Regions from separate parts of the Homo sapiens genome. Here region 2 is linked to region 1. Evidence: chromatin loops called from intact Hi-C (ENCODE). Cell type or tissue: mammary epithelial cell. All regions are shown on one strand. Each heading gives the region's core, and the rest is flanking DNA. Links, peaks and the distances in the headings are about the cores only. Region 1 overlaps TLE5 (TLE family member 5, transcriptional modulator). Region 2 has its middle 16 kb from the start of ZNF77.

The links. Peaks named below come from ENCODE experiments on the same cell type or tissue, not always from the same donor. Only the 100,000 strongest peaks of a DNase experiment are listed, where the experiment ranks them.
Region 2: it touches region 1 in a loop (4-fold over the local background); 21 of 110 quality-filtered maps call a loop at or near these places.

The regions. Positions count from the first base shown.
Region 1 is chr19:3,049,014-3,060,993 of GRCh38, reverse strand. It overlaps TLE5 (TLE family member 5, transcriptional modulator), which reads left to right. Exons shown (of 7, transcript NM_001130.6): 3 at 3,252-3,315; 4 at 4,638-4,682; 5 at 5,268-5,330; 6 at 6,800-6,874; 7 at 6,954-8,084. The coding sequence ends at 7,175. Among named protein-coding and RNA genes, the nearest start is that of TLE5, 7.5 kb to the left of the region's middle. RefSeq lists a silencer at 1,275-1,478 and enhancers at 2,432-2,996, 2,997-3,561, 5,821-6,386. In mammary epithelial cell, for the core only: no CTCF peak of the experiment used is centred there; DNase peaks (open chromatin) are centred at 3,533, 4,783 and 5,563; H3K4me3 peaks cover 467 bases; H3K27ac peaks cover 506 bases.
Region 2 is chr19:2,955,074-2,967,053 of GRCh38, reverse strand. No RefSeq gene overlaps it. Among named protein-coding and RNA genes, the nearest start is that of ZNF77, 16 kb to the right of the region's middle. In mammary epithelial cell, for the core only: a CTCF peak has its summit at 4,795 (motif pointing left); no DNase peak of the experiment used is centred there.

The DNA of each region.
Region 1 (11,980 bases), core at 1,463-9,462:
TTGTAGAGGAGAAAACCGAGGCACAAAAATAGTTAAATAATTTGCCCAAAGATTCAGCTGTGTGGCTTCAGAGCCCCTCCCTCCTCCCCAATACCCCCAAGTCCCCCATTGGATAAAAGACCTTCCAACAATTGGAGTTACGGCACGGACTCGCCATCCCTCAACCCCCAAAACAGAAACATTCTGCAGCCTGGTCATCTCTCTCTTTGCCCAGTTTTGGAGAAAGGGTTCCCAGCACCCGTCAGATTCTCCAAGGTGCTGCTTCTTTCAGAAATCTGGCGTTTCTGAAGAGCTTGCCACGCTGCGGTATCTAAGGGGAAGGAACTATTTAGTCCTCTTACACTTAAAGAAACTTAAGCCCAGGCCAGGCGTGGTGGCTCATGCCTGTAATCCCAGCACTTTGGGAGGCCGAGGAAGGTGGATCACTTGAGGTCAGGAGTTCGAGACCAGCCTGGCCAACATGGTGAAACCCCGTCTCTACCAAAAATACATAGTTAGCTGGGTGTGGTGGCGGGCGCCTGTAATCCCAGCTACTCGGGTGGCTGAGGCAGGAAACTTGCTTGAACCCGTGAGGCGGAGGTTGCAGTGAGCAGAGATGGAGCCACTGCTCTCCAGCCTGGGTAACAGGGAGACTCTGTCTCAAAAAAAAAAAAAAAAAAAAAAAAGAAAGAAAAAAAGAAACTTAAGCCCAGAGATGTTATGATGTTATTTCCTCGGGGGTGTCCATAGCATTGAGGAAGTGGCAAGGCTGAGGTTTGCACCAGGTCTCTCTCCTGGTTTAAGGATATAGGTTCTCGCCTGCCCTGCTCTGGAGGGGCACGCCGGGCCTGGGAATCTGGAGAAAGTCAGGCTATGCTCAAACCCCCGTTTGGCCTTGGGGCCCTCTCTAAACTGAAGCGTGCCCACCCCAGAAGTGTTCCTGGAAGGATCCTGGATTTCCTCCAAGTAGAAAGGGGAATCTCGATTTTGTTGTTGCTGCTGCAAATATCCCACCTTTTTGGGTACTCCCTGTGTGCTCAAGACCGTTCGTGCCTCCTCGTGCTTCATCCTTCCTGTCGTCCGACTGTCGTACCCATTCTCAAGCTGGGCAAACTGAGACACTGACAGTCGAAGGTGCTGGAGTCAGCTTTCCATGCAGGCCCCAGAAGCTTTTGTGCGGGTTCCTCGATATGAAGGGTTGGATACCGCCTGGTGAGCCCCGGGGCTGACCTGATTCCACAGGGAAGGGATCAGATGGCGGTCACAGTGCTGTGTGACCTCTGCTAAGCCGGAAGCCCTCTCTGAGCTTTGGGGTCTCCATCCGCTGGGCCTGGGCTTCCTGCTGTCCAACGAGGGACCCTACCATATCAGAGGCACACACCGGATGTTCGAGGCGTAACAGCCCCTGGGTGGCCAGACCATCCTATTTTTCAAGAAAGGCCAGAAATGCAGGCTTTGGAGTGAAACTTCTTTTTTATTTTATTTTATTTTTTTGAGACGGAGTCTTGCTCTGTCGCCAGGCTGGAGTGCAGTGGCGCGATCTCGGCTCACTGCAACCTCCACCTTTGGGATTCAAGCGATTCTTCTGTTTCAGCCTCCCAAGTAGCTGGGATTACAGGCGTGCACCACCACACCCGGCTAATTTTTGTATTTTCGGTAGAGACGGGCTTTCGTTATGTTGGCCAGGCTGGTCTCAAACTCCTGACCTCAAGTGATCCACCCGCCTTGGCCTCCCAAAATGCTGGGATTACAGGCGTGAGCCACTGCACCCAGCCCCGGTTTTTTTTTGTTTTTGTTTTTGTTTTTAATGGTAGCAACAAATGCACATTTTAAAAGAAAACTAGAGAAAAATTGGTGGCGGCCAAAGCATCCCTAACCCGGCACACTCTTCTCCGGTGGAGCAAAATGCCAGGTTCCTGGGGTATCCTAAGATCCATGTGCATTTATGGGATGCTTACTGTATGCCAGGTACTGTTCTAGAACTTTTCTTGTCTGAATTCATTGACTCTTCTCCACCCCACCCTGCGAGGTTGTTAGTGGTACCTCACAGAGGAGGAAATGAAGCCCAGAGAGGTAGTGGAGTTTGCCTAGAGTCACACAGCAGGGAAGACGAAGGGCTGAGCTTTGAACCCAGTCCGAGAGGGGGTGGGGATGGCAGAAGCAGGTAAGCCACAGCCAGGTCCGCAGGGCCCCTGTGCTGGGTTGGATTTAAGTAGGTTAAAGGACACCTCCCCCACCACCATCACCAGTTCTTTTCCTGGACTGGGAGGCCCTCCTGCCTGCTCTCTTCCCTCCGGCCATGACGCCCTCATGGGGGCTTTGAGAAACGCCCCACAGCTCATCCTTCCCGGGAGGGCCTGTAGGAAGCTCTGGTGTCAGCCACCCGGACTGGCCAGGTGGAGTGGGAGAAATGGTGTGTTTTGTCCCAGCTAAAGAAAAAAGGCTGTTAGGAAGGACTAAGAGGGAGCTGAGGGGTCTGCCTGGGAAGTCCAGGCCCCCCATGAAGCTAGGGTCCCCTTGGGAAGTCCAGCCGGGAGCCGCCTTGCAGCCCCAGACCCTCTCAGCCTCTTTGTACGTTCTATTTGGGTCTGGAAAATTTTCCCCTGTGGTTGAGAGCTTGGGCTGCTGCTTGGCTGTGTGACCTTGAGCCAGTTCCTCACCCTCTCTGGGTGTCCACTGTGTCATCTATAAAAGGAGCGTGACAATGACGTTGCGGGCCTCGTCGGGACCGTGAGAGGTGAAGGCTCGTGAGACTCTCAGAGCTAGCGTTACCGTGCCCCCTCTAACTTCTGTTGTTCCTATAATGTTACTATAATGTTGCTTATTTCCCCCCAACCAGATCTGCAAGGGTGGTTTCATCACCCCCTTCTTACAGTCAGGGGCCCTGATGCTCTCCCCTCCCCGCAGCATCACAGAGAGCTCAACTCTTACCAACTTCCCTGCCCCTCAATTCAATGTCCTCAGCCCCTATGAAAGTTTACGGCTTCATTGACCAGGCACGGTGGGTGGCTCATATCTGTAACCCCAAGCACTTTGGGAGGCCGAGGAAGGAGGATTGCTTGAGCCCAGGAGTTTTTGAGACCAGCCTGGGCAACATAGGGAGACCCCCGTCTCAATTTAAAAAAAAAATTATTGCTTGACCCTCTGAGAATTGGCTGATCTTGCCCTTACAGGGGACTTGGAGCCTCAGTTTCCTCCCCTGGATAACGGAGGGTGGGGGGCTCCCGCCCAGCCGCCACTAACCACCCCATCTCCCCCCTGTGCCTCCTCAGCCTCAAGCTCGAATGTGACAAGTTGGCCAGTGAGAAGTCAGAGATGCAGCGTCACTATGTGATGGTAACGTCACTCCGCCCCCAGGTCCAGTGTTGGGGGCGGGCGACAGGGCCCTCCACATCCCCTCCACCACGGGCAGCTGCTCCCTCAACCCCGGCCACCTCCCCTGGGAAGCGCGAGGATCGGGGCCTGTTCTCCATTCAGCCGGCCCCTGCTGGGCTGAGCCTGCCTCGCTAGCCTGGCAGATGGCCGAGGCAGTGGCCGAGGTGCCAAACCGCCGGGTTGCAGACCGGCCCTGCCAGGTCCCCCGGCTGTCCTTGGCAGCGGAGGAGGGAGGAGAGGGAGGCTCACCGGCTGTGAAAGCCAACAGCCAGGAACTGACGTGGGGGAGCAGCCGAGTCCCTCCCCACCGCCAAGGTCCCAGCGTCCACACGCTTAACCCCTTTGGGCCCGAGCTCAAAGAAGAAGCCTGTGGGAGGGGGTCTGAGCCCTACCCATTTCGGGGGGCTGATGTGTGACACTGCATTGCTGCTGCCAGAACCACTTGCTCGGTTTTGTAACTGCCAGGTGACGATTTCTGCATCAAAAATCCCCTCCCTTACCCACCCTTGGCCTGGCCCTCGAGCAGCGATGCTGGGGTCTCAGCCCAGTACCCAAATCTCCCAGACTGTGGGGGAGGCAGAGCCAGACCCTGACCCTCCCAGCCAGAAGAATAGGGCTGGGGTCAGAGAGAGGGACCTAGGACCTGCCTGAGGAAGACTATATGGAGAAATGGGGCACACAGCTGGGGTCTTGCAGGATGAGTAGGAGTTCACCAGACAGAGACAGAGAAACTACGTGAAGGCCTGGGAATGAACTTGGTTTTCCCCCAGGGGTGACAGGGAGCCATGGGAGGGTTTAGAGCAGGGGAGGGGCAGGGTGAGATCTGGGGCTTGGGGTGGGGGTAGCTGCTGGCCCCAGAGCCAGCAGGCTTTGTTTACCCCTCACTGTTTATACCTAGGCAGGCAAACTTCCCTGGCGTCTGGGCCCACCCGCAGACAAGACATAGAAAGATACAAGATTAGGAGCCCTGGAATGCGTGTTCTCGCGGTGCACATGGAGTGGGGGAGGAGCCAGGCCAGGGCTAGGGACCTAAAGTGCCCCCAGTCTCCATCCGCAGCCCCAGCGGCCCCCTGCCCCTCTCCAGGGCGGGCTGGGATGCTGGGTGTGGGCGTCTCTCCCTCCTCTTTCCCTCCCACCTGCCTCTCCTTTCTTTCCTGCCCTCAGCTGTCTCTTGCTGTCTCCCCCCTTTGTCTGTCTCTGCCACTCCCCTATCTCTTTGTCTCCGTGTCCCCCCATCCTTCCCCACCCCCATCTCCCGCTCCCCCTCTCTCTCCCCCATACAGTACTACGAGATGTCCTACGGCTTGAACATCGAGATGCACAAACAGGTACGCCCATCTCCTCCTCCTCCTCCTCCTCCTCCTCCTTCCCCCTCCTCCCCCCACCTCCAGCCCCGCCTTGGGCACCCCCAGGCAGGTAGCGGCCGGCCCTCGGCTGGGCACCAAGCCAGCCCGGTTATCCTGTTACCTCCTAAGCCCTCCCCAAGCTCCCGCTCTCCTCCCCCCCGCCCCGCCTCTTTTTCAGGCCTCCCTGGGAGTGTTTCTCCCGGTGGTGGGGAGGGGCAGAGACCTTCCCCACAGCCTACGGCCCCCAGCCCTCCCTACATTCGCACAAGCGCTTACTACCTGCCAGGGGCCTGAGTGGCCGACCCCCGAGGAATGTGCAGTCTGGCCTCATCCTGCACTTACCTCACTCTAAGCTGCAGGCGACAGCCGGTGTCCAGCCCCACCTTTGCCACTGACTGGCTGCCCTCGGGCCCGAACACGGCTTTGCTCATCCCACCCTGGCCAGACCTAGCCCCTCTTAGAAGCCGCAAGTGGCAGGGCTGGGCCGGGCCCCGCGCAGGCCTCCTGTGGCTAGCCTGCACCTGCCACCCGCCCAGGACTGAAGCCGGCTTCATCTGTGTGTTCCAGGCTGAGATCGTCAAAAGGCTGAACGGGATTTGTGCCCAGGTCCTGCCCTACCTCTCCCAAGAGGTAAGAGCCAGGGCCTTGGGGAGGGGTTGTGAGGGGGCCCCGCACTTGCCCAGCCCCTGTCCACTGCAGCCATCTTGGGTGGTGTGCTGGGCGCCCCAGGGCACACGCCTCCCCTCTCTGGACCTCCCTGGCTCTGAACACCAGAGCCGGCCTGTGCAGAAGAATCCCCGGGCCAGAGACACTCCAGGGGTGCAGGCGTGTGGGGGGCGGGCCTCACCCTGCTCTGGAATTCCCAGCTGGAGTGAGTCATGTCATAGGTAGAAATGTCAGATGGGCCTAAACTGCACCAGGAATGTTTTTTTCTCATCTCTCTTCCTCCTTTCACCCTCTTGAGACATCCTCCTCCAGGCCATGCGGGCTGCACAGGACCAAGGACTAGAGGGTGTTAGGGGATTGTGGGGGAAGGGGTAGCACAGGGTGGTCACACATGGACACAGCCACACAGATAGGCACGAGCACATCAACACACGGGAGATACACAGATGCAGACACGGATACACGTGTGTGCAGACAGCACAGGGACACGCATGCAGGAATGTGCAGCTACACGTGGGCACACGTGATCCTGAGCACACATTACCACATGCACACACACACCCAGATGAACCTGACGCCCAGCTCCTCTTCTCCTTTCTTGGGTTCTGAGGCTCAGGATGCGAGGCCGCCCCTCCCCAGGGCCATGTAAGGCCCATCTCCTGTCCCTGCCAAGTTTACTGTCAAAAGTTTGTAACTTCCTCTTCAATCCCTGTGGGTATCTCAGGATCCTTTGGGTGCCCTGCTTTGCCCAGGGACAAGTCTTAGCAGGACCCAATGAAAGCCCTAGAGAAAAGGGCACTTGGAGCCCTTCAGAACAGAGGCTTCCTGGTAGCCAAGGCAAAAAGGGAGATTGGTAGATTCTAGCATCTGCTGGCCACAGAGTCAGGTGTTTGGGGAGAGCTCAGGGAGGAACTGCCCTGAATCTGAGCCCATTCCCCAGCCAGCCCTGCCAGAATTCATTGGGCCCTCCCCAGCCATGGTAGGAGAAGGGCTCAATTTGGCCAGACTCAGGGCACAGTCTTGGAGCTCCTAGGATCAGGACGTCCCTGTACAGTTGGGCAGGTTGTGTACTGCACAAACATTCACATGTTTCACATCTTTGCAGGTGGCTGTGCACATAGGATAGGTCAGGATCCAGGGTTTCTCCCGGGCTCACTCAAAAGCTGTTTCCTAACTACTTAGCACAAAACCCTTTTAATTGTTTTCTGCACTTTTCCATTTGTCTCTGTTGGCCAGACGAAGAGACGAGCTTGGTGAAAGGAAGCAGTTGGAGAGAGGGAGGGTGCTTTCTGATGGGGTTGAAAACCACTGGGAGGAGCAGACATGATGGCCCACTTGGTAGTGGGGCTCCTCCTGGCCTCAGGGCCGTCCCCCTCTCCTCTCCCAGGATCAGGAGGAATCACTGCCTCTCCTCTCCCCCGACCCCCTTCCAGCACCAGCAGCAGGTCTTGGGAGCCATTGAGAGGGCCAAGCAGGTCACCGCTCCCGAGCTGAACTCTATCATCCGAGTATGTATGGGGACCTGGGCGGGTGGGCGGGGGACAGGTGGGCCCCAGGCAGCTAATGTTCCCCTCCCCCGCCCTGCAGCAGCAGCTCCAAGCCCACCAGCTGTCCCAGCTGCAGGCCCTGGCCCTGCCCTTGACCCCACTACCCGTGGGGCTGCAGCCGCCTTCGCTGCCGGCGGTCAGCGCAGGCACCGGCCTCCTCTCGCTGTCCGCGCTGGGTTCCCAGGCCCACCTCTCCAAGGAAGACAAGAACGGGCACGATGGTGACACCCACCAGGAGGATGATGGCGAGAAGTCGGATTAGCAGGGGGCCGGGACAGGGAGGTTGGGAGGGGGGACAGAGGGGAGACAGAGGCACGGAGAGAAAGGAATGTTTAGCACAAGACACAGCGGAGCTCGGGATTGGCTAAACTCCCATAGTATTTATGGTGGCCGCCGGCGGGGGCCCCAGCCCAGCTTGCAGGCCACCTCTAGCTTTCTTCCTACCCCATTCCCGGCTTCCCTCCTCCTCCCCTGCAGCCTGGTTAGGTGGATACCTGCCCTGACATGTGAGGCAAGCTAAGGCCTGGAGGGTCAGATGGGAGACCAGGTCCCAAGGGAGCAAGACCTCGCGAAGCGCAGCAGCCCCGGCCCTTCCCCCGTTTTGAACATGTGTAACCGACAGTCTGCCTGGGCCACAGCCCTCTCACCCTGGTACTGCATGCACGCAATGCTAGCTGCCCCTTTCCCGTCCTGGGCACCCCGAGTCTCCCCCGACCCCGGGTCCCAGGTATGCTCCCACCTCCACCTGCCCCACTCACCACCTCTGCTAGTTCCAGACACCTCCACGCCCACCTGGTCCTCTCCCATCGCCCACAAAAGGGGGGGCACGAGGGACGAGCTTAGCTGAGCTGGGAGGAGCAGGGTGAGGGTGGGCGACCCAGGATTCCCCCTCCCCTTCCCAAATAAAGATGAGGGTACTAAAGTTGTCTTGGTTTTTATTTTATTATTATTTTTTTCTTTTTCCAGTATACTAGCTTGTCTTTTAAGAAAGGGGATATTAAAAAAAAAAAAAGACAAAAGTGTTTTTAAAAAAAAGCAACACCCACACCTGTGTCTGTATATAGTCAGCTTATCTCGTGTTCAATCGTCTGATCTCTACAGAGAGAAGTGGAAAATGCTGTATCAAGGGTGGGCTTAGCTGTGCCTTTCCAATAAAGATGTGAGAAGCTTCGGTGCTGTGTCCCTGCCTCTGTGTTGTGGCTGCCCCCGGGGGAGGACGGGGTTCCTTCCAATGTGAGACATCCTCCTAGAACATCAGGAGTTCCTAGCTGTGGCCCGGTGCGGTGTGGCTCACGCCTGTCATCCCAACACTTTGGGAGGCTGAGGCAGGCAGATCACTTGAGGCCAGGAGTTCGAGACCAGCCTGGCCAACATGGTGAAACCCTGTCTGTACTAAAAATACAAAAAAGCTGGGCGTGGTGGTGGGCAACTGTGATCCCAGCTACTTAAGAGGCTGAGGCAGAAGAATCACTTGAATTCAAGGAGGTTGCGGTGAGCTGAGATCGCACCACTGCACTCCAGCCTGGGCAACAAGAGCAAAACTCCATCTCAAAAAAAAAAAAAATACAAAAAGTAGCCGGGCATGGTGGCGTGCACCTGTAATTCCAGCTGCTTAGGAGGCTGGGACACAAGAATTGCTTGAACCCGGGAGGCAGAGGTTGCAGTGAGCTGAGATGATGCCTCTGCACTTCAGCCTGGGCGACAGAACAAGACGCTGTCTCAAAAAAAAAGAGTTGGTGGGTCACGCTTCTGCATTTGGCCTACACTGCTCTGATGCCTAGCCCAGAGAGGGTGAGCTGAAGACTTCAGGTCACACAGCATGGCCCAGGTGGTTGATGTTTAGACAGGCAGTTAAGGGGGCTTAAAAAGGCGAAGGGATCCCTAAGCTAGTAAGTGGGGAGGCTGAGGTGGGAGGATTGCCTGAGGCCGGGAGTGCAAGGACAACCTGAGCAACATAGCAAGACCCCATCTCCTAAAAAAAAATTTTTTTTTAATAATAAAATAAGTGAGTCAGTGGCAGAGCTGATTTCTGCACCCGAGATCTGAAGACCTAAAGGACATTCTCTTCCCTTAGAGAAAGAGGAGGCCCCAGTGCCCACACAGGTACACTTCTTTTCGGTTCTGGGTGGGTTTTTTTTGTTTGTTTGTTTGTTTTTTTGAGACAGGGTCTCACTCTGTTGCCCAGGCTAGAGTGCAGTGGTGTGATCACAGCTCACTGCAGCCTCAACTTCCCTGAGCTAAAGTGATCCTCCCACCTCAGCCTCAGCCTCCTGAGCTGGGACAGTGGGCATGCACCACCATACTCGCCTAATCTTTTGTATATATATATATATATATATATATATATATATATATATATATATATATATATATATATAATTTTTTTTTTTTTTTTTTTTGTAGAAATGAGGTTTCACCATGTTACCCAGGTCTCAAACTCCTGGGCTCAAGCAGTCCTCCCGCCTCAGCCTCCCAAAGTGCTGGGATTACAGGCGTGAGCCCCCGTGCCTGGCCAGTATACTCAGAGAGAACACTGACTCGCCCCAGCTGAGCCTCCATCCTCTAAGGAACAGCCAGAAGCCCCCCAACCCCCACCGCCTCACCCAAGCTGCACCAGCCGTGGGGAAGCCAGAAGGAAAGGGGATTGCCCCCAGTTTTCCCATCTTGGCCTCAGCCCCTGGCTCCTCTGGGACTTGGGCCAAGGGAACATGTTGCTGCCCACCCAGCAAATGGGAGATGGCCATTTCTACTCTGGAGGGACTTCACGGCAGGAGGAAGTCCGAGCTGAGGGGAGCTGACAAGGGTGGAGATGGACAGCCGACATTGGGGAAAATGTCTCATGTCCCTGAGGAGAGGGCTGGGAGTGGAGGGGACAGGGCTGGCTGATCACACCAGCCTCCTGGCAGGTCCCACCCCATCTCCACTGCAGCCAAAGTGCCTCTAAAAATGCCAGTTGCAAGGGATCATCCCCTGCTGACATTTACCCTTGTTGAAACCTGAACACGCCTAGGCACACCCCTTGGCAAGGGTAAATTCTTCTTATTTCCTTTTCTTTTTTGAGATGGAGTCTTGCTCTGTCGCCCAGGCTGGAGTGCAGTGGCACAATCTCGGCTCGGCTCACTGCAAGCTCTGCCTCCCGGGTTCACGCCATTCTCCTGCCTCAGCCTCCCAAGTAGCTGGGATTACAGGCGCCCGCCACCACGCCCAGCTAATTTTTTTTTGTATTTTTAGTAGAGACGGGGTTTCACCATGTTAGCCAGGATGGTCTCGATCTCCTGACGTCGTGATCCACCCGCCTTGGCCTCCCAAAGTGCTGGGATTACAGGCGTGAGCCACCGCGCCCGGCCAGCAAGGGTAAACTCTTACCTCTACTTCAGAAGGCCACTTGGCACCACATAATCCAGCAATTCCCCTCTTGGATCCATCTCCCAACGGAAATGTCATATGAGTCCATCAAAAAGACCCGAACAATTGGCCAGGCGCGGTGGCTCACGCCTGTAATCCCAGCACTTTGGGAGGCCGAGGTGAGTGGATCACCTCAGGTCAGGGGTTCAAGACCAGCCTGGCCAACATAGTGAAACCCCATCTCTACTAAAAATACAAAAATTAGTCGGGTGTGGTGGCAGCCGTGCAGTCCCAGCTACTCAGGAGGCTGAGGCAGGAGAATCGCTTGAACCCGGGAGGCGGAGGTTGCAGTGAGCTGAGATTGCGCCACTGCATTCCAGCCTAGGTGACAGAGTGAAACTCCATCTCAAACAAAACAAAACAAAACAAAACAAAAAAACAGACCTGAACAAGAGTGTTTAGAGCTGCTGTAATTTGTCATAATTGCCCCCAATCAAATAGATGGATTGTGACATGGTCACACAGCAGAATACTACACAGTCATGAAAAAAGATAGGCTGCTCCTGGTGGCTCACACCTGTAATCTCAGCACTTTGGGAAGCCAAGGTGAGAGGATCGCTTGAGGCTGGGAGTTCAAGACCAGCCTAAGCAACATAGTGAGACCCTATCTCTACAAAAATATAAGAATTATGGCCAGGCGCGGTGGCTTATGCCTGTAATCCCAGCACTTTGGGAGGCCAAGGCGGGTGGATCACAAGGTCAGGAGATCGAGACCATCCTGGCTAACACGGTGAAACCCCGTCTCTACTAAAAATACAAAAAATTAGCCGGGCGTGGTGGCAGGCGCCTGTGGTCCCAGCTACTCGGGAGGCTGAGGCAGGAGAATGGCGTGAACCCGGGAGGAGGAGCTTGCAGTGAGCTGAGATCGCACCACTGCACTCCAGCCTGGGCAACAGAGCAAGACTCCGTCTCAAAAAAAAAAAAAAAGAATCAGCCGGGCATAGTGTTGTGCACCTGTGGTCCCAGCTACTTGGGAGGCTGAGTGAGGAGGATTGCTGGAGCCCTAGAGGTCAAGGCTGTAGTGAACTATGATCATGCCACTGTACTCCAGCGTGGCTGACAGAGTGAGATTCTGTCTCAAAAAAAAAAAAAAAAAAAAAAAGATTATCTTTGGCTCTCACTGCCCTTGGAATTAATTCGAAATTCTTCACCTCGGCCCAGGAGACCCTACCCATCCCTCCTTTCACTCCTACTCAACAGGCTGCAGCCAAGGTGAAACATCTTGCTGTCCCTTGCCTTGAGGCCTTTTCACATGCTGTTCCCTCTGCCTGGAACAGGGTTCTCTTTATTTCCCCTCCCAGGCATTCTAATTCTCTGAGACTCCCTAGAAGTCACTTTTCTGAAGGCCTCCTCTGACTCTCACCCACCAAAAGCAGGGTGGGTTTCGCAACATCCCTACCCCAGTTCCCACACAAAGACCCTGAGTCCAGCCAGACACGCTGGCACACACCTGTAACCCCAGCACTTTGGGAGGCTGAGATTGGAGAATCACTTGAACCCAGGAGTTCAAGACCAGCCTGGGCAACATAGGAAGACATCATCTCTACAAAAAATAAAAATAAGGCGGAGTGCAGTGGCTCATGCCTGTAATCCGAGCACTTTGGGAGGCCAAGGTGGGAGGATCACTTGAGGCCAGGAGTTCAAGACCAGCCTGGCTGAGAT
Region 2 (11,980 bases), core at 1,410-9,409, 94 kb after region 1:
TGTTGCCTCAACCTACGAGGCTTAAGTCATCCTCCCACCTTAGCCTTCTGAGTAGCTGGGACTACAGGCATGTGCCACCACGCCTGGCTATTTTTTATTTTTTATTGTTTTGTAGAGGCAGAGTCTGGCTGTGTTGCTCCGGCTGGCCTCAAACTCCTAGGCTCAAGTGATCCTCCTGTCTCGGCCTCCCAAAGTGCTGGGATTACAGGTGTGAGCCCCGTGCCCGGCATGCAGTCTTTTGTGATATTTTCTTGTTATCAGGCATCCATGCATGAGAACGCACTATTCAAAGCTGTCCCTGGCTCTATTTGTCACTTTGCTGTTGTTGTTGTTTTTTTGTTTTTAGACAGAGTTTCACCTTGTCACCCGGGCTGGAGTACAGTGGCGCGATCTCGGATCACTGCAACCTCTGCCTCCTGGGTTCAAGTAATTCTCATGCCTCAGTCTCCTGTGTAGCTGGAATTATAGACACCCGTCACCACGCCCAGCTGATTTTTTTTGTAGTTTAGTAGAGACTGGATTTCACCATGTTGCCCAGGCTGGTCTTGAACTCCTGAGCTCAGGCAATCTGCCAATCTCTGCCGCCCGAAGTGCTAGGATTACAGGCATGAGCCACTGCACCTGGCGTCACTTTTTTTTTTTTTTTTTGAGACGGAGTCTCGTTTCGTCGCCCCAGCTGGAATGCAGTGGCACAATCTCGGCTCACTGCAAGCTCCGCCTCCCGGGTTCACACCATTCTCCTGCCTCAGCCCCCCAGTAGCTGGGACAACAGGTGCCCGCTGCCACGCCCGGCTAATTTTTTGTATTTTTAGTAGAGATGGGGTTTCACCGTGTTAGCCAGGATGGTCTTGATCTCCTGACCTTGTGATCCGCCTGCCTCGGCCTCCCAATGTGTTGAGATTACAGGCGTGAGCCACCGCGCCCGGCCTTTTTTTTTTTTTTTTTTTTTTTTTTTAACACAAGTCACTCCATTTTGATTCTGACAACTTTCTTTTTTTTTTTTTTCTTTCATACGGAGTCTCGCTCTGTCTTCCAGGCTGGAGTGCAATGGCATGATCTCGGCTCACTGCAACCTCCGCCTGCCGGGTTCAAGCGATTCTCCTGCCTCAGCCTCGCAAGTAGCTGGGACTACGGGTGCACTTCACCACACCTGGCTAATTTTTGTATTTTTAATAGAGACGGGTTTCACCGTGTTAGGATGGTCTCGATCTCTTGACCTCATGATCCACCCGCCTCGACCTCCCAAAGTGCTGGGATGACAGGTGTGAGCCACCGCACCCAGCCTGATTCTGACGACTTTCATATGAGTAACTATAACAACTCAATGTTTTCATCAACCACTAAATCCCATTTTACATAGGAGGAAATTAAGTCCCAGAGAAGCTAAGTGACCTACTTAGGACCACACAGTTGCTAAGTAAACTAGGATTTTATCCCAGGCAGTCTTGCTCCAGGAGGTATTCCCATAACCCTTACGCCATCATAGAGAGATCCAGTTAGGATCTGCTCAGGTAGTGGCATTAGACTGGACCTCCTCATGAACCCAAGCTTGGAGGAAGGGGCATCCACATCCACTCCAAAAGTGGGTTTTGAGGGCCAGGCACGGTGGCTCACGCCTGTAATCCCAGCACTTTGGGAGGCCGAGGTGGGCGGATCACCTGAGGTCAGGATTTCAAGACCAGCTGAGTCAACATGATGGAACCTCGTCTCTACTAAAAATGAAAAAACTAGCTGGGTGTAGTGGCGCGCACTTGTAATCCCACCTACTCGGGAGGCTGAGGCAGGAGAATCACTTGAACCCGGGAGGCGGAGGCTGCAGTGAGCCGAGCTCCCACCACTGTACTCCAGCCCGGGTGACAGAGTGAGACTCCACCTCAAAAAAAAAAAAAAAAAAAAAAGAAGTGGGTTTTGAATCTCCTGGACCTGGCTTTCCTCTCAAAAGAAATCCAGAGACATTAGTTAGCTATTGCTGTGTAACAAATTGCCCCTAAACTTGCTGGGCCATTTACACGAATTGTTGAAACAATCAACATTTATTATCTCACAGTTTCTGATGGTCCAGAATCAGGGGGCAGCTTTGTTGGTTCAACATAGGGTCACTGATGAATAATTATTCATGTTCAAGCCTCTATTTTTTTTTTTTTTTTTGAGACAGGGACTGAGACTCACAGGCTAAGTGCAGTAGGGTGATCACAGCTAACTGCAGCCTCAAACTTCCAGGCCCGAGCGATCCTCTGGCCTCAGCCTCCTGCGTAACTGGAACTACAGTCCCCTGCCACCACGCCCAGGTAATTTTTGTTTGTTTTTGCAGAGACAGGGTCTCCCTATATTGCACAAGCTGGTCTCGAACTCCTGGGTGTTTGAGTCTTTCTTTATCCCCTCTTCAATCGAACACCCTCTGTCATCCAGAATTCAATTAACAAATCTCTTCTCAGTGATGTTTCTCTTATTGTATTTATTTATTTATTTATTTATTTATTTTGAGACCCAGGGTCTCTCTCTTTTGCCCAGGCTGGAGCGCAGTGGTGTGATCTTGGCTCACTGCAACCTCTGCCTCCTGGGTTCAAGTGATTATCCTGCCTCAGCCTCCTGAGTAGCTGAGATTACAGGGGCGCACTATCATGCCCAGCTAATTTTTGTTTTGTTTAGTTTTGTTTTTGAGATGGAGTCTCGCTCTGTCGCCCAGGCTGGAGTGCAGTGGCGCAATCTCGGCTCACTGCAAGCTCCGCCTCCTGGATTCACGCCATTCTCCTGCCTCAGCCTCCCAAGTAGCTGGGACTACAGGCACCTGCCACCATGCCCGGCTAATTTTTTTTTTTTTTTGTATTTTTAGTAGAGACGGGGTTTCACCGTGTTAGCCAGGATGGTCTCGATCTCCTGACCTCATGATCCGCCTGCCTCGGCCTCCCTAAGTGCTGGGATTACAGGCATGAGCCATCACGCCCAGTCTACTTTTTTTTTTAGTAGAGATGGGGTTTTGCCATGTTGGCCAGGCTGGTCTCAAACTCCTGACCTCAGGTGATCCCCCTGCCTCAGCCTCCCAAAGTGCTGGGATTACAGGTGTGAACCATCGCACCCAGCAGACACTTCTCTGATTTAAATCACTCCATCTTTCCCGAGTTTTCCTAATCGTCCCACCACCCTGTGATATTTTCTTGTTTGTTTCATTCTTCCTTGTCTGTCCTGGACGGGCTCTGTAAATTATTGCTAGAAGGAGATGACTGAGTGGGGAGAACTTTTTTTTTTTTTTAAGATGGAGTCTCGCTCTGTCGCCCAAGCTGGAGTTCAGTGGCGTGATCTCGGCTCACTGCAGTCTCCGTCTCCCAGGTTCAAGCAATTGCCCTGCCTCAGCCTCCTGAGTAGCTGGGATTACAGGTGCGCGCCACCATGCCCGGCTAATTTTTGTATTTTTAGTAGAGACAGGGTTTCACCATGTTGGCCAGCCTGTGCTTGAACTCCTGACCTCAAGTGATCCACCCGCCTCAGCCTCCCAAAGTGCTGGGATTACAGGAGTGAGCCACCGTGCCTGGCCAGAGTGGGGAGCACTTTAACCCACCCACATGCATGTTTTTTGGTGTCTGCTTTCCTTGGATGTCTCAGTTGCGAGGGTCCACGCTAGCTTTGCCCCTATGGCATGCCTGGGCCTGATGGGGCCCTGCACTTCCTCTGGACACTGGTTCCCATCAAGGCCAGTTATGGTAGCTCACACCCTCAGTCCCAGCTACTCTGGAGGCTGTGGCAGGAGGCTTGCTTGAGCCTAGGAGTTCGAGACCAGCTGGGCAACATAGCAAGATCCCATCTCTACAAAAAATAAATAAATAAAAAACAAAAAAAGAAAGTAAAGGATTGGAGTCTTTTGAAGGTCAAGCTGTGGATCGTAGTTTACATTTTACCCTTTAAGAACCATCCCCTCGGGCCAGGTGCAGTGGCTCAAGCCTGTAATCCCAGCACTTTGGGAGGCTGACGCTTGCAAATCACCTGAGGTCGGAATTTCGAGACCAGCCTGGCCAACATGGTGAAACCCCATCTCTACTAAAAATACAAAAATGAGCCAGGCATGGTGGTGCATGTCAGTAATCCAAGCTCCTTGGGAGGCTGAGGCAGGAGAATCGCTTGGACTTGGAAGGTGGAGGTTGCAGTGAGCCAAGATTGCACCACCACACTCCAGCCTGGGTGACAGAGGGAGACTCTGTCTCAAAAAAAAAAAAAAAAAAAGAAGGCCAGGCGCGGTGGCTCACGCCTGTCATCCCAGCACTTTGGGAGGCTGAGGCGGGTGGATCACCTAAGGTCAGGAATTCAAGCCCAGCCTGACCAACAAGGTGAAACCCTGTCTCTACTAAAAATACAAAAATTAGCTGGGCGTGGTGGTGGGCACCTGTAGTCCCAGCCACTCGGGAGGCTGAGACAGGAGAATTTCTTGAACCCAGGAGGCGGAGGCTGCAGTGAGCCGAGATCATGCCACTGTACTCCAACCTGGGCGATGGAGTGAGACTCCATTTAAAAAAAAAAAAAAAAAAGAAGAGAACCATCTCTTCCGGGCTTGGAGAGGGGATGTGGCTTCTCCTGGTTCCGTGGTCAAGAGACTCAACTCCCCCAGCTAATTGGTATAAATTTAGAACTGAGTGTGGCCACAGTTAGTTAAACAAGGCATTTTAGGCTATTGAGGGGAAATTCCCAGCTGCCCAATTCTTCATTCCAATCAGGACTCCTAAGTGAAAGGGATGGGTTCATCCCATTGAGACTCTCAAGGCAGGGAGGGGCTGTTCTGAATTGAACTTATGGTCTCTGCTACCCCCTACAGGTCAAATGTTATATGAGCGCTTCGTTGACGTAATTTACATAAGATGACGTCATACATTTAAAGCATATTGTTCAATGACTTTTAGCAAATGTGTCCAACTGCACAACCATAACCACAATCCAATTTTAGAAAATTTCCATCACTAGGCCGGGTGTGGTGGCTCACGCCTGGAATCTCAGCACTTTGGGAGATCGAGGCGGGCGGATCACGAGGTCAGGAGATCAAGGCCATCCCGGCTAACAGGGTGAAACCCCCGTCTCTACTAAAAATACAAAAAAATAAGCCGGGTGTGGTGGCGGGCGCCTGTAGTCCCAGCTACTCGGGAGGCTGGGGCAGGAGAATGGCGTGAACCCAGGAGGCGGAGCTTGCAATGAGCTGAGATGGCGCCACTGCACTCCAGCCTGGGCGACAGAATCCGTATCAAAAAAAGAAAGAAAGAAAGAAGGAAATTTCCCTCATCAGAAGAATGTTCCTCTTGTCTGTTTGTTGTTGTTTTCAGACGAAGTCTCGCTCTGTCGCCCAGGCTGGAGTGCAGTGGTGCGATCTTGGCTCACTGCAACCTCCGCATCCCGGGTTCAAGTAATTCTCCTGCCTCAGCCTCCTGAGCAGCTGGGATTACAGACAGGCGCCACCATGCCCGGATAATTTTTGTATTTTTAGTAGAGACAGGGTTTCACCATGTTGGTCAGGCTGGTCTCGAACTCCTGATCCGCCCGTCTCGGCCTCCCAAAGTGCTGGGATGACAGGCATGAGCCACCACGGCCGGCCTCTTCTGTTTTTGTTTCTCTTTTTGCAAAGATGGGGTCTCGCTGTGTTGCTCAGAGTGGCCTTGAACTCCTGGCCTCAAGCGATCCTCCCACCTCAGCCTCCCAAAGACTTTCATATCTTTAAGTCAGTGGTTCTTAAATTTGAGTGTGCATCACAATTACCTGGGGCGGGGGGTGTTAAAACTCAGATTGTGGACCCCCAACCTAAGACTTTTTCAGGCAGCAAATCTGGGCCTGGGGCCTGAAAACGTGCATTCCTAGCAAGCTCCCAGGTGACAATGCTGCTGCCGCCACTCAGGGAACCACGGTTTGAGAACCGCTACTCTCTTTTTTTTTTTTTTTTTGAGACGGAGTCTCGCTGTCTCCCAGGCTGGAGTGCAGTGGCGCGATCTCGGCTCACTGCAAGCTCCGCCTCCCGGGTTCACGCCATTCTCCTGCCTCAGCCTCCCAAGTAGCTGGGACTACAGGCGCCCGCCACCAGGCTCGGCTAATTTTTTTATGTTTTTAGTAGAGACGGGGTTTCACCGTGTTAGCCAGGATGGTCTAGATCTCCTGAGCTCATGATCCGCCCGCCTCAGCCACCCAAAGTGCTGGGATTACAGGCGTGAGCCACCGCGCCCGGCCAAGAACTGCTACTCTCAATACTAAAGCTCAGGCCGGGCACGGTGACTCTCGCCTGTAATCCCAGCACTTTGGGTGGCTGAGGCAGGAGGATCACTTGAGCCCAGGAGTGGCCAACATGGTGATCAGCCTGGCCAACACGGTGAAACCCACCTTTACTAAAAATATAAAAATTAGGGCCGGGCACGGTGGCTCACGCCTGTAATCCCAGCACTTTGGGAGGCGGAGGCAGGCGGATCATCTGAGGTCAGGAGTTCGAGACCAGCCTGGCCAACATGGCGAAACCCCGTCTCTACTAAAAATAAAAAAATTAGCCGGGAGTGATGGCGCGCACCTCTAATCCCAGCTACTCGGGAGGCTGAGGCAGGAAAATTGCTTGAACCCGGGAGTCGGAGGTTGCAGTGAGCCGAGATCGTGCCACTGCATTCCAACTTGGGTGACAAGAGCAAGACTCCATCTCAAAACGAAACAAAACAAAAATTAGCCGGGCATGGTCGCGCATGCCTGTAATCCCAGGTAGTCAACAGGCTGAGGCAGGACAATCTCTTGAAACTGGGAGGCTGAGGTTGCAGTGAGCCAAGATTGTGTCACTGCACTCCAGCCTGGGTTACAGAGCGAGACCTTGTCTAAAAAAAAAAAAAAAAAAAAAAAAAAAAAAACTAAAGCTCAGCGTTCTATTTTTGGATTTGCAATGGTGATTTTTGATTCCATGCAATAATAGAGGACGGAGCTTTGCTACACCCCCACCCTGCCCCCCATCTCGCTGCCCGCTCTCTGTCTTCTTATTTGAGACAGGGTCTTGCTCTGTTGCCCAGGCTGGAGTGCAGTGGCACGATCATAGCTCACTGCAGCCTCAACCTCCCAGGTTCAAGCAGTCCTCCTGCCTCAGCCCTGCCCAAGTAGCTGGAACAACAGGTGTGTACCACCATGCTCCCCTAATTTTTGTATTTTTTGTAGAGACTCAAAAAAAAAGTTAGGTAAGATCCCGTCCCTCCTCTGCTGATACTCATCCTATGGCCCCACTCACTCAGAGGCAAAACTGAAATCTTTGGAATGGCTTTTGAAGGGCCCTTGGGATCTTTTCTTTTCCTTTCTTTCTTTCTACAGAGTCTCGCTCTTGTCACCCAGGCTGGAGTGCAGTGGCACTATCTCAGCTCACTGCAACCTCTGCCTCCTGGGATCAAGTGATTCTCCTGCCTCAGCCCCCTGAGTAGCTGGGATTACAGGCACTCGCCACCACACCCAGCTAATTTTTGTATTTTTAGTAGAGATGGGTTTCACCATGTTGGCCAGGCTGGTCTTGAACTCCTGACCTCAGGTGATCCGTCTGCCTCGGCCTCCGAAAGTGCTGGGATTACAGGTGTGAGTTATCGCGTCTGGCCTGCTTGCTTGCTTGCTTGCCTGCCTGCCTGCCTGCCTGCCTCCCTCCCTCCCTCCCTCCCTTCCTTCCTTCCTTCCTTTCCTTCTTTCTTTCTTTTATTTCTTTTTCCTTCCTTCCTTCTTTCTTTTTTCTTTTCTTCCTTTTTTTTTTGACACAGGATCTTGCTCTGTTGCTGTGTTGTGGAGGCTGGAGTGCAGTGGTGCAATCATAACTCACTGCGACCTCCGCCTTCTGGGCTCAAGAGATCCTCCCACCTCAGCCTTCCAAAGTGCTGAGATTATAGGCATGAACCACTGCACCCAGCCGGGCTCAATTTTTGCACCAATCCTATCTTCAGCCCTGGAGTCAGTTGGGCATCTTATTAAGTATGCGGATTTCTGACCCCAGCGTTGGGCTTCTAGCTCAGCAGACTGGGGAGTAGAACCTGGGGGATCCCTAGGAGACTAACATCTTTTTAGGGAGCTTCCTGATGGGTTTGGGGGATGGGAGCGTTAGAGGGAGGTGGGTGTGATTGTAGAAGGATCCAAGGGGACATCCTTGTGGTGCGGACAAAGTTCTGTACCTTGACTGTGATGGATACACAGACTTACCCAGGTTAACTTCACACACACACACACAGACACACACACACACACACACACACACACAAGTAAAATGGGGCCATGGGAAGAAGATGGATAGATTTTAACAGCGTCAATATCAGGGATGTGGTAATGTACTTTAGTTTTCCAAATGTCACCATTGGAGGAATCTAGGCCAAGTATAGAAAAGATGTCTGTACAGCAAGACTCTGTTTCAAAAAAAAAAAAGAAAAGATCTGTCTGTATTTTTATCATTATTATTTATTATTATTATTATTTGAGACTGAGTCTCGCTCTGTCCTCCAGGCTGGAGTGTAGTGGCATGATCTCTGCTCACTGCAAACTTCGCCTCCCAGGTTCAAGCAATTCTCCTGCCTCAGCCTCCTGAGTAGCTGGCATTACAGGCGCCCGCCACCACGCCTGGCTAATTTTTTTTTTTTTTTTGTATTTTTTGTAGAGACAGGGTTTTGCCATGTTGGCCAGGCTGCTCTCAAACTCCTGACCTCAGGTGATCCACCTGCCTCAGCTCCCCAAAGTGCTGAGATTACAGGAGTGAGCCACCGTGCCCGGCCAATGTCTGTGTTATTTCTTAGAACTGCATATGATTCTACAATTATCTCAATAACAATTTCAGTGAAAAAAAGAGACAAGCTAATAGAAATGTAAGAAAACCATGTTATGATGAGAATACCAATAGCGTTAGAAACCAGAAAAGAAAAATAAACGGATACATTGTCTGCAGATTGCAAGCAATGGTCATTTGGAGCTAAATGAATGAATTTTCCCTGTCATTGTCCAATTACAATGCTTTTACCACGATAAATTTAAGAATAACATCCAGGATTAAATACAAAAAGCAAAGAGCTTCTGGGTGATTCAGGTTAGCAACTTTGTTTTGGATGACCCGTCTTCAACTGCCAACAGACTATTCTCAAATTCCTGAAAGGGCGAGGCGCAGTGGTTCCTGCACCTGGCACTTTGGGAGGCCAAGGCAGGAGGATCACTTGAGACCAAGAGTTTGAGACCAGCCTGGACAACATGTAAGAAAATTGAAAAATTAGCCAGGCGTGGCTGGGCACCGTGGCTCACACCTGTAATCCCAATACTTTGGGAAGCCGAGGCGGGTGGATCAGGAGGTCAGGAGTTCAAGACCAGCCTGGCCAAGATGGTGAAACCCCGTCTCTACTAAAAATACAAAAATTAGCTGAGCGTGGTGGCACGTGCCTGCAATCCCAGCTACTCAGGAGGCTGAGGCAGAGAACTGCTTGAACCTGGGAGGCGGAGGTTGCAGTAAGCCAAGATCACGCCACTGCACTCCAGCCTGGGCGACAGAGCAAGACTCCATCTCACAAAAAAGAAAAGAAAAGAAAAGAATAAAAAGAAAAATTAGCTGGGTGTGATGGCGTGTGCCTGTAGTCCCAACTTCTCAGGAGGCTGAGGTAGGAGGATCACTTGAGCCCATGAGGTCAAGGCTTTAGTGAGCTATGAGGCTGCAGGTACTGCTGCCACACTTGCTAATTTTCATATTTTTTTGTAGAGATGGGGTCTGGCTATGTTGCCCAGGCAGATCTCAAACTCCTGGGCTCAATCGATCCTCCTGCCCCAGCCTCCCAAAGTACTGGCATTACAGGTGTGACCTACTGCACCCAGCCCAACTTTTTACTTTGATATAACTTCAAACTTACAGAAAAGTTGGAAGAATAGTACCAAGAACCCCTGAACGCATCTTTCCCCGCGCTTCCCCCATGCTATTTTTGTGCCTTCTGTTGCTTTATCCTTCTCTGTGTGTGTATGGACATGCGTATTTAATATATGCATATTCTCCCCCTTAACTCAGAGCAAACAGCATTGTTTGCCTTCTGTGAACATTTCCAAAGAACAGCAAAGTGGTGGGCTGGGTGCGGTGGCTCACACCTGTAATCCCAGCACTTTAGGAGGCCGAGGCGGGCGGATCACCTGAGGTTGAGAGTTCGAGACCAGCCTGACCAACATGGAGAAACCCCGTCTCTGCTAAAATACAAAATTAGCCAGGCGTGGTGGCGCATGCCTGTAATCCCAGCTACTTGGGAGGCTGAGGCAGGAGAATTGCTTGAACCCGGGAGACAGAAGCTGCGGTGAGCCGAGATCAGATCGATCACACCATTGCACTCCAGCCTGGGCAACAAGAGCGAAACTCCGTCTCAAACAAAACAAAACAAAACAAAACAAAACAAAACAAAACAAAACCCACAAAAAAACAAACAGCAAAGTGGGACGTTTTGGGTGTAAAAGTGTGCCCTCTGGTGGTCATGCAATTTTTCCATTGACGTCATTATATATTCTAGATACAATTAGTATAATTGATTCTCGTTATCTGCGGGTTTCTTGTCCTCGAATTCTGTATTTGCTGGTTCCATACCCGTGGATTCAGCAGAATCGAAAATATTTGAAGCCAGGCGTGGTGGCTGCACCTGCGGTCCCAGCTACTCTGGAGGCTGAGGCAGGAGGATTGCTTGAGCCCAGGAGTTCGAGGCTGCGGTGAACCGCCATCCCACCACTGCACTCCAGCCTGGGTGACAGGGCAAGACCCTGTCTCAAAACAAAACATTTAAAAAAAAAATGGAGAGAAAAGAAGAAGAAAGCATTTTAATAAAAACAATAAAATTAACAATACAAGAAGAAAAATAATGCAAAGTTTAAAATACAGTATAACAACTATTTACATAGCGTTGATGTTGCACTAGTTATTATAAGCAACTTAGAACTGATCTACAGTATATGGGAGGGTGTGTGGAGGTTTTACACAAATACGGCACCATTTTATTTTATTTTAATTAATTTATTTATTTTGTTTAAGACGGAGTCTTGCTCTTGTCGCCCAGGCTGAAGTGCAACGGCATGATTTCAGCTCACTGCAACCTCTGCCTCCTGGGTTCAAGTGATTCTCCTGCCTCAGCCTCCCGAGTAGCTGGGATTACAGGTGCCTGCCACCATGCCCAGCTGATTTTTGTATTTTTAGTGGAGACGGGGTTTCACCATGTTGGCCAGGCTGGTCTCGAACTCCTGACCTCAGGTGATCCACCTGCCTTGGCCTCCCAAAGTGCCGGGATTACAGGCATGAGCCACCGCACCCGGCCACGCCTTTTTATTTTATTTTTTTGAGACAGGCTGTCACTCTGTCCCCCAGGGTAGGAGGCAATGGTGTGATCTCAGCTCACTGCAGCCTTGGCCTCCCAGGCTTAAGTGATCCTCTCACCTCAGCCTCCCAAGTAGCTAGTACCACAGGCCCCAGCTACCACACCCAGTTAATATTTGTATTTTTTGTAGAGATGAGGTCTCACTATGTTGGACAAGCTGGTCTCAAACTCCTGAGCTCAAGCAATCCTCCCACCTTGGCCTCCCAAAGAGCTAGGAATATAGGCGTGAGCCACCGCGTCTGGTTACTGCACCATTTTATATCAGGGTCTTGAGCATCCACTGACTTTGATACCTGCAGGGATCTTGCAATCTCCTGCAGACATTGAGGGACAACTGCGTGTATACATTTCACAAATATTTTTTCTTTTTTTATGGGGGGATGGAGTCTTGTTCTGTTGCCCAGGCTGGAGTTCAGTGGCACGATCTTCTCTCACTGCAACCTGCACCTCCTGAGTTCAAGCAACTCTCCTGTTTCAGCCTCCTGAGTAGCTGGGATTACAGGCATGCGACACCTTGCCTGGCTATTTTTTTTTTTTTTTTTTTTTTAGTAGAGATGGTGTTTCACCATGTTGGCCAGGCTGGTTTCGAACTCCTGACCTTAGGTGATCTGCCCTCCTTGGCCTCCCAAAGTGCTGGGATTACAGGCATGACC